2 separate regions of the Homo sapiens genome follow, and region 2 is linked to region 1. Evidence: chromatin loops called from intact Hi-C (ENCODE). Cell type or tissue: heart left ventricle. All regions are shown on one strand. Links, peaks and the distances in the headings refer to the core of each region. The heading gives the core; the rest is flanking DNA.

Region 1 (6,677 bases), core at 4,077-6,576:
TAGTAGTGCGCTGGTAAATGCTACGGAATGGGTGAGTGTTTCTTACTTTCTTTTAGTAAGAAAATTGTTAGAGAAAATAAAGAAGGATAGGTGTTTTTTATCCTAATTATTGTCATTTTCATTTTTGATATTTACTTAGACTTAAAACTCATTGAACAAATGTTACTTTTAAAGTCTCTTTAGGGCAGGCATAATGGCTCACACCTGTAATCCCAGCACAATTAGAGGCCAAGGTGGGAGGAACACTTGAGGCCAGGAACTCAAGACCAGTCTGGGCAACATAGCAAGAACCTATCTCTCTTTTTTTTATTTTTTATTTTTTAAGATAATGTCTTTTTAAATAGTTTATTTTAAATGGTTCCTTCACATAGTTTCCTTGAGTTTATTCTCCTTGAGGGATGATTTTTGTATCTTGCAGATCCTTTTTCTGTGGCTTCTTAGTATGTTGTACTGCCTCAGTCTTTCAAAAAAAAAACCAAAAAACAGCTTAAGTTATCTTTTATGTAGTGATTTAGATCATGAAAGTTATTTGAAATATTATTGCTTTGGGGGAAATACTTATATGCTAATGATTCAGTTTCTCCCTGACAGCCACCTTTTGTGGTGACATTGGATGAGGTAGAGCTGATCCACTTTGAGCGGGTCCAGTTTCACCTGAAGAACTTTGATATGGTAATCGTCTACAAGGACTACAGCAAGAAAGTGACCATGATCAACGCCATTCCTGTAGCCTCTCTTGACCCCATCAAGGAATGGTTGAAGTAAGTAAATCTGCCATCAGTCTCCCATTTAGCCCATGAGCCCTGTTTTATAGAATTTGAATGTGGTATGTTGTGCATAAAATCTACTGATATACTTAAAGTGAGACTGCCTTTTGGTTGTTACAGACCAGGACTTGAAAACTTGAGATCTATTAGATAACGGAGCTGTTCACTTTTTCTTGAATTCCCAACAATAGCTTGTGCATACTTAACACAAAGAAAATCAAAATCTAAGATCTTTTTTGTTTTCAGTGTTGCCCAGGCTGGTCTCAAACTCCTGGGCTCAAGCGATCCTCCCACGTCGGTCTCCCAACGTACCAGGATTACAGGCACAAGCCACTGCACCCAGTCAATGTAGAGCATATTTACAATAGCTTTTGAAGCATCCTTTTCTGCTCTTCACCCATTATCTTTATATTTTCTACATATTTTGTAGTGGTGGTGGTGGTGGTTGTTTGAGACAGGGTCTCACTGTGTTGCCCAGGCTCAAGTGTAGTGGTGCAGTCACAGCTCACTGCAGCCTCAAACTCTTGGATTCAGGCAACCTTCCTGCATCAGCATCCCAAGTAGCTGGGACTACAGGCATGTGCTACCACACCCAGCTAATTTTTTTTTACTAGAGATGAGGTTATTCTAGGATGCAGTCAAGTTAGTTGGATTCTGTTTGATCTTTCAAGGCTTGTTCTCAAATGTCTATTAGTGTGGATTTAGAACAGCCTTTAAAAGTTTCACTCAAAAACTTCCAAGTAATTGGCCTTACTACGAGGCAATACTCTTCAGAGTCTGCCTGATGCCCTGTGGATTGTGAGATCTCTCTGCTGAAGCTGGTGGAAAGGTGGTGGAAATAAATCCACTGGAACACGATTTATTTCTAGTTCTGTGTGAGATTGGGAGTTGTCTGTCCTACTGCTTTCCAGTGCTTCTTTATGCAGTTCCAGTTTTCTCATGAATGTGTAGATCATCCCTCCACCAAAGACTTGAGGGGACCCCTCTGCAGATCTCTGGAGCTTTCTCTCTGGGAAACTCTTCCTTCCTGTACTCTTCTCCACAAATTCTAGCTGTCCCAGCCTTCCCAAATCCTACTTTGTCTCAGTTCCTGGAGACCATCAGGTTGTGGTGGATTCTCCCTCCCTGCATAGCAGGCTAGGAATTGCCTCTAGACAGAAAACTGGGGCAAATGTTCAATTAACCCTTGTTGTTTCCTTCTTTCAGGGATTATGGTCTTGTGCTGCTTTTTATCCAATGTCTGAAAACTGTTGTTTCATATTTTGTTTTGTAGTTGTTTAAGGTGGGAAAGTAAATCTAGTCATTGTTACTCCATCATGGCTGGAAGCAGAAGTTGCCGTGTATATTGTCTAAAGTGGATTTATGCCAGTGGTTCTCAGGCAGATTTTATGGTTGTTTGTTTTTATCCTTACTATTGTCATTTCTTTGATTTTTTTCTTCTTACCCACTCTTAACTGATTCAGCCCTCCTCAACAGAAGTGAGAAAGAGAAAGTCATTTGAGCATTGTCTAAATACAGGGCACTTTAGGTACTGGGAAAAAAAATTTGTTCCTACCTTCATACAGATTTTGCATCAAATAAACAACACATAGGAAAGCAGTGAAAGGTTGAAGAAGAAAGGCTAGGGCCATTGAAAATTGTCCCTGTTTCTTTCTTTTTTTTTTTTTTTTTTTTTTTATTATTATTATATATTTTTTTGAGACAGAGTCTCACTCTGTTGCCCAGGCTGGAGTGCAGTGGCACGATCTCGGCTCACTGCAACCTCCACCTCCCAGGTTCAAGCGATTCTCCTGCTTCAGCCTCCCAAGTAGCTGGGACTACAGGCGCGTGCTACCATGCCTGGCTAATTTTTTGTATTTTTAGTAGGACGGGGTTTCACCGTGTTAGCCAAGATGGTCTCGATCTCCTGACCTCGTGATCCGCCTGCCTTGGCCTCCCAAAGTGCTGGGATTACAGGCGTGAGCCACCGCACCCGGCTGAAAATTGTCCCTATTTCTTAACTACAATAGTGAAAAACAGAATCGCAGAAGTGGTTATGAGTTAAGACTACTTAGAAATAAGAATGGAATCAGTGACAGAGAGGGAAAAGCATGGGTGAATAGGAGAGAAGACTAAGTGAAGAAGAGGGAAATTGGTGTTTAAGGAAGAAAATGGGAGAGGATGAGCTCAGACTCAGGTGAAGGAGAAAGCTTGTTTCAGTTGGAATGTTGGTCTGTTGTGAGGGCTAGTGCTCTAGGAGATCAAATAGCAGCCATTGGGACATGATCTGGTGGCATAGTGCAAAGAATATCTGCTCCCAGGCAGGGCGCGGTGGCTCACACCTGTAATCCCAGCACTTTGGGAGGCTGAGGCAGGTTATTCACCTGAAGTCAGGAGTTCTAGACCAGCCTGACCAACATGGCAAAACCCTGTCTCTACTAAAAATATAAAAATTAGCCAGGCATGGTGGCATGCGCCTGTAATCCCAGATACTCGGGAGGCTGAGGCAGGAGAATCACTTGAACCTAGGAGGCAGAGGTTGCAGTGAGCGAAGATTGTGCCACTGCACTCCAGCCTGGGCAACAGAGCAAGACTCTGTCTCAAAAAAAGAAGAAAGAATATATGGAAAATACAGAAGATTGATTTGACTTTGTCATGTCATTTCTCTTAGTTCCTGCGACCTGAAATACACAGAAGGAGTACAGTCCCTCAACTGGACTAAAATCATGAAGACCATTGTTGATGACCCTGAGGGCTTCTTCGAACAAGGTGGCTGGTCTTTCCTGGAGCCTGAGGGTGAGGTGCGTGAGTGTGGGGTTTCTTTTCTGGTACACAGTGTTGCCCGCTATCATTTGGTCAGTTAGAATGGAATATGAGTAGTACATAAGGGACTAGGCCATCTGGGAGAAGCTCTAAACACCACTTGATATTATTGTTTCTTCAAATTGATAAATTGATTGGGCAGTGGTAACTAACTCCTGACAAGATTTCTTGGAAATTACAAAAACTTTTCCTCAATGAGTTTCTTAGCATTTAGGGAAAAATCCTTCAGGGCATTTTGCAAAAATTATTTTTTAAAAAATGATCCACTTAACGTTTGTGTGATACGTAAATACAGAAAGTCTTTCTGTTGTTAATTTCCCTGGGTGAGGAAGGCTAACGTGAATTTTTCAGAAATGTAATAATACATAATAATAGTAAAATAATAATTGCACCTGACCACTAATTTTAAACAAGTCATTTTATCTCTTGATCCCTCAGATTATTTTGCTCTTGTTTTCTTCATGTAAATACTGGTATACTATGTGGGCTGAATTAATTCATTAAGTTAATAAGGTAAATGTCAAAAAAAAATCAGTATTATGCTCTAACTCACCAGGGGAGTGATGCTGAAGAAGGGGATTCAGAGTCTGAAATTGAAGATGAGACTTTTAATCCTTCAGAAGATGACTATGAAGAGGAAGAGGAGGACAGTGATGAAGATTATTCATCAGAAGCAGAAGAGTCAGGTTAGTCTTACAGAGCAAAGTTCGTCCTGGCTTCCTAATCTAATGTCATTTCTGAAAACTACTTTTTTTAGACTAAGAACTCTGTCGTTCCATTCTGTTCCCGCATGATGACTAACGCTTAATTAATTTTCTTCCAGACTATTCTAAGGAGTCATTGGGTAGTGAAGAAGAGAGTGGAAAGGATTGGGATGAACTGGAGGAAGAAGCCCGAAAAGGTTTTTAAAAATGTGTTGTTTTTTATTCATTTGTCTACGCACAAATTTCTAACACATTTCAATATTTTGAGGTGTTAGTATTGATGGCGTAATGAAAGTAACAAAAGAACACTATAAAAGTGCTTTGGAGCCACAGATACAACTTCATTGACTGAAGGAGAAAATGAGGTGTGGAATGTGTCCATACTCTCCAGTGGGCAGTGCTCTGCCAAACTGGATGCTGTTTTCATCTGCGCAAGCCCCCATCTTTCCTATAGCCATGATAGCCACATATTCATGTAATACTCAAGAATTAGCCTACTCAGTTTCCAAACCTAAATCCTATAATACTTTAATTTTCTAGGCTTCTTCCAGGTTAGGCATGTCTTTATAATGCTAATCTAGTTACTCTGAAGCCAAACCCCAAACAAACGTTTTAAAGCTTAAAAGGAAATAAATATTAACTGCTGTGTTCCAAGCATTGGGAATAGGTAGTTTTCATAGGTTACCTTATTTAACCCTTAAATAATTCTCCCTTTTGTAAATAAACCAAGGTTCAGAAAGTACTTGCCCAATATTAAAACTTGGGTCTGATTCCAAAGTGTATTCTCTGTACTATCTCATGCTATCCAGTAATATTAGGTACCTAAAGCTTACCTATTGCTAACTAATAATGCCTCTTCTATTTAGCGGACCGAGAAAGTCGTTACGAGGAAGAAGAAGAACAAAGTCGAAGTATGAGCCGGAAGAGGAAGGCATCTGTGCACAGTTCGGGCCGTGGCTCTAACCGTGGTTCCAGACACAGCTCTGCACCCCCCAAGAAAAAGAGGAAGTAACTTCTGAACTTTGGCCCTGAGCTCCATTCTTCCTCCAGCCAACCCCTGAAAATTTTACATGACATAGAAACTGTATTTTTCCTTTCGTTTTCATTTGAAGTTTTGCCATTTGTGTTTATGGGTTTAGGGGGCCATTTGTGTGGACCAATCTACTCGGGGAATTCCAGGCCCACCAGGACACGTGCCAATGGCCCCATTCAGATGGCAAGGGAGGAGGTGTTCTTGAAGACAGGAGGAGGCTCCCGCTGTTAATAAATATTGTTTCATTCTTCTCTCTTCCTGTCACCTTCTGCCAAGACATTGATGGCTTCTGACATCTTATTTGGTGTCTCAAAGCTGTATTTCCAAGACAGTGGTACAAGGTGACCCTTAATTACCCGTATCATGGTTCTTGACCAGCACATTCAATCCTCCAACCTACCCTACTGCCATGACCTTCCGCACATCTCTAAGTTTTATCTTTGCAATACTCAAGGTTCTCGGAAATTTGCTAATGGTTGTGATAAACCATACAGCTTGAGCCAGTGAGGCAGATTGGGCTGGTGCCTTCGTCTGAGTTTTCCTGCTTTCCTGCCTCGTGCAGATTCTGAGGTATATCTGCTGCCTTGGAAGACATAAGAAGCAGTGATACTCCCTGGCTCGGTTATTTTCTCCATACAATGCACACATGGTACAATGATAGAAGGCAAAATTGCCACTGTCTTCTTTTTTTTCTCATATATCTAAGGAAGATATATCAGGTTGTGCCTCATGTACCGCTTCTAGTGAAATGTAGAGGAAGGCTCAAAGGAGTCAACATTTATATCTGGAAGGGACAAGTCATGCCTTGGGCCTAGAATACCCTGATGAGAAAAGAGAAGAGGAAGGGAGGCCATATCTACAACACAGCCTCTCGGCACTGCTGCTCCTTATTTTAACTTTGTCTTGCATTGTCCTGTATTTATCACAGTTTCTGTTGAACAGCTTTTCAAGTATTTGGGGAGTTTATCTTGCCATCCTCCCCTTCTGGTTCTCTGCACCCACCTGTCCCACTGCAGTTCCTTCCGTGCTCTGTGACTTTAAGAGAAGAAGGGGGGAGGGGTCCCGGATTTTATGTTTGTTTGTTTTTTCTCCTTAGCAGTAGGACTTGATATTTTCAATTTTGGAAGAACTAAAAGATGAATAAACTGGGTTTTTTTTGTTGTTTGTTTTTGTAAATTCACCTGTGACCGTTCATTTTCAGTTCTTGAAAGCAAGCCTGCTTCCTGCCTGGTAAAGTGCTAAGGTACTGGAGAAAAATGCCTTTAGCTAGCTAGTTTTACAAATGAAACTTTCATCATTCTAAACTTTCATCATTAGATTGAGAGACACTAGACATCACAGTAAACCAAATTCATGTTATAGCAAGCTAAC
Region 2 (5,361 bases), core at 2,121-4,620, 52 kb before region 1:
TTTATGAACATACACATTTTAAGTAGAATTTTGTCAGCATCAATGAATTTTAATCACAGTATTTTACAAAAATTAAATTCCTTTAGCCACTTAATCCATGCGGTGGTGAGCTTATTTCTTTTCCTCTTTTTAGTCTACGGAAATTTTCATCAAGATCAGTTTCTTTTTCTAAATGGTCGGGCGTGGTGGCTCATGCCTGTAATCCTAGCACTTTGGGAGGCCGAGGTGGGCTTATTACCTGAGGCCGGGAGTTCTAGACCAGCCTGGCCAACATGGTGAAACCCCATCTCTACTAAAGATATAAAAATTAGCCAGGTGTGGTGGTGGGCACCTGTAATCCCAGCTATTCAGGAGGCTGAGGCAGGAGAATCGCTTGAAACCAGGAGGCGAAGGCTGCAGTGAGCCGAGATCGTCACACTGCACTCCATCCTGGGTGACAGAGTGAGACTGTGTCTCAAAAAAAGAAAAAAAAAGGATCAGTTCCTTTTTCCATGTAAATTTGAAAACAAAATTGGAATTATCCATCGTGTATTAACATGAATTTTATTGTTTCTCTATTAGTTTTCTTTTTTTTATTTCTACCAAATCACATCTTTTCATCATATTTTGCAGCTTTTAATTTTGTTAAAATGATTTCATTCTTTTGTCAATTTTTAGACATCAGCCAATATTATGTTCTGTATTAGCTATTTTCATTTTTATTATCTTGTATGGTTCAGCATTGTCCAGCAGTTGTGGATTTCATTGTTAATCAACAAAAGATCTGGGGCAGAGATACATGAGCTAGGCATACAGCAGAGTAAAAAATGTCTAGCCTCTCATTCAGTGAGTCTGTCATTTTCCCAAGAAGCTGAATATGTTGAGGAAGCAATGTATCTTACATTCAGTGATATGGCACTATTTTTCAGGAAGATAAACAGCGGTGGAGGTGGGTGGTGGTGCAGTTTGTATTGCCTATTAAACATGCCTTAATATAGGCAAGTAATTCAGAAAAGCTCCTCATTTAGGTACATTTTTGGTTTTTTCTGACTTTACTGCCTTCATGCTTAGGGACGCCTCATCCCAGGCGCATACAAGTTTGACGCTCTGATCACCACTTTTGAGATGATTTTGTCAGATTGTCCTGAGCTTCGTGAAATTGAATGGCGTTGTGTTATCATTGATGAAGCCCATCGACTGAAAAACCGTAATTGCAAGCTGCTTGATAGTCTCAAGCACATGGACCTGGTGAGTTCCACACTGACTTGTGAGCAGAAACACCTGGAATAAACCGTAATTCCTTGCGGTATTAAAATAACCCTAGTTTAGCAGAGAAGAAAAGTCTGAATCGTGGTATTGAACAGTGGGGATGACCTATGGGAATGGTAACCTGAAAGTCGTGTAAAAGTCATACATTTTAGAATTGGGAAGTTTAGTGATAACCAGAAGAGGAGGTGGGAAACTATATTGGTTACCTATTATTACTGCATAACAAAATACTCCAAAACTTAATGTCCTACAACAACTATATTTTTCATGATCTTCTAGCTCAACCACTTAGGCTGAGTTCAGCTAGTTGGTTCTTATGATGATCTTGCCTGGAGTCAGTATTGCTGCAGCTGGCAGTTGATGCTGGTTTTTATCTGGAGCACCTGGGTTCCACATGGCCTCTCATCCTCCATAGGCCAGATTGGGCTGCTTTGTGTGGTAGTCTCAGGGCAGTATTCCAAGAGGGCAAAAGTAGAAACAGTAACCTTTGAGATAGGCTCTGAAACTCACACAGTGTCACTTTTGCTACATTCTTGTTCTTGCAAGTAATAAGGCAAGCCTAGGGGTGAACCTTGTTAGGAGGAACAGCAGCAAATTAATGACCATATTTAATCCAGCTCAGTTACATTCCATAGAGGACAGCAGATTTTAGGATATCTGTGGGGAGTTGAATATGGAGAGACATGTGTAATTGGAATAAACATAATCAGAATTACTGTTTTTTAATTTGCTTATAATATTTATGTTATTTCAATACATTAATGTCAGAGGGATTTCTTGAATGCTTTGTGTTTATCGAAAGAGGGGACAAATGGAAGAAAAATTAATGGACCAGATCACTGGTCCATTCTCATCATTTTATAGATAAAGAAATTAAAGGTTATATATGTTAAAGATTATATACTTGATAGGAAACCCCAGAAGTCCTTCATGTTTTTAAATTTTATTCTTTTGTTTCCTCCATTTCTAGGAACACAAGGTGCTACTCACAGGAACACCATTGCAAAATACTGTAGAAGAACTGTTTAGCTTGCTTCATTTCTTGGAACCGTCACAATTTCCCTCAGAATCAGAGTTTCTCAAGGACTTTGGGGATCTCAAGACAGAGGAACAGGTAGGAAATCTATCTGATGAGGTACTAACTCAGGACAAAGAAGGTGAAGTTTGTACAAGGCAGACATCTGTTGTCATGGGTATCTCAAGGGCCTTTCTGAACTCCTTATAACCTTGTGCCTACATCATTTGTGGCATCATCCAAAGTATACATTTCTTAGATAGTGGAAAACTCTAATTTTTCCATGTTTCTACATAATGTGAGAATGTTCGCCCTCATCTTATTGATTTATTTTTCTCTCTGTAATGGACCACAGGTTCAAAAGCTACAGGCCATTCTTAAGCCAATGATGCTGAGAAGACTCAAAGAGGATGTTGAAAAAAACTTGGCACCCAAACAGGAAACAATTATTGAAGTAGAGCTGACTAATATCCAGAAGAAATACTATCGGGCTATTTTGGAGAAGAATTTCTCCTTCCTTTCCAAAGGGGCAGGTCATACCAACATGCCTAATCTACTTAACACAATGATGGAGTTGCGCAAGTGCTGCAACCACCCATATCTCATCAATGGTGAGGGAATGCTTGGTATATACCTGAACTTCTGTAGTACCTGTGTTTACTTTCCGGATGATTCTCCTTGGGGACAATGGATGCATTGACTCAACCAACCTAATTTGGGGTGCGGACTGAGGAATGGGAGGGAAATGGTTCTCCTTTTAAAAAAGAGACTCTAAGCCTGGGCAACATGATGAAATCCCACCTCTACAAAAAATACAAAAATTAGCCAGGTGTGATGGCAGGCATCTGTGGTTCTAGCTACTTTGGAGACTGAGCTTGGAGGATTGCTTGAACCCAGAAGGCAGAGGTTGCAGTGAGCCGAGATCACACCACTGCACTCCAGCCTGGGTGACAGAGTGAGACCCTGTCTCCAAATAAAGTAAATAAAAACAATTCTTATTTGGAATGTTTTTCTGTAGTTCTTTCTACCCCTTTGATCCTACATAATCTCCAAGATTAAATAGGATTTGCTGTTTAGAATTGCATGAAGAAGAACTCAGATTAGCCACACAGTGGCATGTACCTGTAGTCCCAGCTACTTAGGAGGCTGAGGCAGGAAGATCGGTTGAGCCCATGAGTTTGAAGCTAGCCCTGTCTCAGAAAAAACACTCTTAGGTTACTCTGTTCCTTGGATAAATGTCCTCATCGACACTCCATTTTGCTGTTTCTGTCTCTTTTGGGTGCTGATAGTGTGTTCCATCTTAGTCCTTGTCCACATATTTACATCTTTTTTTAACCCAGTTATCATAGGCCTGCCTTACTTAGTGTATTTTGTATGACACATCTGAGGATGATTTAAGTTTTTTTTTTTTTTTTTTTTTTAAGATGGAGTTTCACTATTGTCGCCCAGGCTGGAGTACAGTGGTGCAATCTCGGCTCACTGCAACTCTGCCTCCCAGGTTCAAGCAATTCTCCTGCCTCAGCCTCCCAAGTAGCTGGGATTACAGGCGCCTGCTACCACACCCAGCTAATTTTTTGTATTTTTAGTAGAGACAGGGTTTCGCCACATGGGGCAGGCTGGTCTCGAACTTCTGACCTCAGGTGATCTGCCCGCTTCGGTCTCCCAAAGTGCTGGGATTACAGGCGTGAACCACTGAACCCGGCTGATTTTTTTTTTTTTTTAAGGTGGAGTCTCGCTCTGTCACCCAGGCTGGAGTGCAGTGGCGCAATCTCAGCTCACTGCAACCACCACCTCCCGAATTCAAGCGATTCTCCTGCCTCAGCCTCCTGAGTAGCTGGAACTACAGGCCTCCGCCACCACACCTGGCTAATTTTTGTATTGTTAGTAGAGACGGGGTTTCACCATGTTGGCCAGACTGGTCTCGAACTCCTGACCTCAAGTGATCCACCTGCCTCGGCCTCCCAAAGTGTTGGGATTACAGGCATGAGCCACCGTACCCAGCCGATTTAAGACTTTTTTGTGCTGAAATTCTGTGTGTGAGAAATGTTGGTCTTAAGTCAAATTACATTTTTTTCCTTTTGCTTTCTTAGTTAAATAGACTACAACCTTAATATGGTTCACTGGATCTCAACATAATTTGATTTTTCTTTTGGCAGGTGCTGAAGAAAAAATCCTAACAGAATTCCGTGAAGCTTGCCATATTATACCTCATGACTTTCACCTGCAGGCCATGGTTCGTTCAGCCGGCAAACTGGTTCTTATTGACAAGTTGCTTCCAAAGCTTAAAGCTGGTGGCCATAAAGTTCTGATCTTCTCTCAGATGGTGCGCTGCCTAGACATCCTAGAGGATTATTTAATCCAGAGGAGGTAAGAAAAGAGTCATCCTAGCCTGTGGTTACTCTGTCCTCATAAAGCAGCAAAAAGTAGGAGGGCCTGGATTTAATTAGAGTTCACCAATTGCAATAAGAGAAGTTTTTAAGATTCTCACTCTCAACTTGGGTTTTTGACCAGCTTTGATATGGGAGTACTGGTATTGATCCTAGCCTGCTGTTTTGGTCTCCACTTCTGCTTAGCCACTTACATTTTTTTTCTGCGATTCCCATACAGGTACTTATATGAACGTATTGATGGGCGAGTTAGAGGCAACCTTCGACAGGCTGCCATTGACCGCTTCAGCAAGCCTGACTCAGACCGCTTTGTCTTCTTACTGTGTACCCGGGCTGGTGGACTTGGTATTAATCTTACAGCTGCTGATACCTGCATCATCTTTGATTCAGACTGGAATCCACAAAATGACCTGCAGGTAAAGGAATTCATTGTCTTAGGGACTAACTACCTAACTTGGGAGATTTTTCAACAAGAATAGGATCTTTTAGAAAGACCTTTCACAGAGTTTGGAATTGTTTCCTTAGTTAAGGGTGGCAGTTAGGTCAGGGAATCAGCAAACGTTTTCTGTAAACGACAAGACAGTAAATGTTTTAGGCTTTGTGAGCCATCGAGTCTTTGTTGCAACTGCTTATCTCCAAGTCCTGTAGCGCAAAAACAGCCATAGATAATATGTAAATGAGTGGGTGGTCCCACCTGTGTCCCCATTGAAC

What was found. A loop is a pair of places that touch in the nucleus more often than their neighbours do. Peaks named below come from ENCODE experiments on the same cell type or tissue, not always from the same donor. Only the 100,000 strongest peaks of a DNase experiment are listed, where the experiment ranks them.
Region 2: a loop joins it to region 1, with 2.3 times the contacts of the local background. A loop is called at or near these places in 34 of 110 quality-filtered maps.

The regions. Positions count from the first base shown.
Region 1 is chr14:21,351,281-21,357,957 of GRCh38, reverse strand. SUPT16H (SPT16 homolog, facilitates chromatin remodeling subunit) reads left to right here. Exons shown (of 26, transcript NM_007192.4): 21 at 1-31; 22 at 592-761; 23 at 3,418-3,547; 24 at 4,126-4,255; 25 at 4,393-4,470; 26 at 5,140-6,482. The coding sequence ends at 5,285. It overlaps RPGRIP1 (RPGR interacting protein 1), which reads right to left. Exons shown (of 25, transcript NM_020366.4): 25 at 6,657-6,677. Among named protein-coding and RNA genes, the nearest start is that of SUPT16H, 29 kb to the left of the region's middle. RefSeq lists an enhancer at 4,775-5,974. In heart left ventricle, for the core only: no CTCF peak of the experiment used is centred there; a DNase peak (open chromatin) is centred at 5,240.
Region 2 is chr14:21,402,722-21,408,082 of GRCh38, reverse strand. It overlaps CHD8 (chromodomain helicase DNA binding protein 8), which reads left to right. Exons shown (of 38, transcript NM_001170629.2): 14 at 1,051-1,227; 15 at 2,219-2,362; 16 at 2,619-2,874; 17 at 4,420-4,630; 18 at 4,871-5,066. Among named protein-coding and RNA genes, the nearest start is that of SNORD8, 8.0 kb to the right of the region's middle. In heart left ventricle, for the core only: no CTCF peak of the experiment used is centred there; no DNase peak of the experiment used is centred there.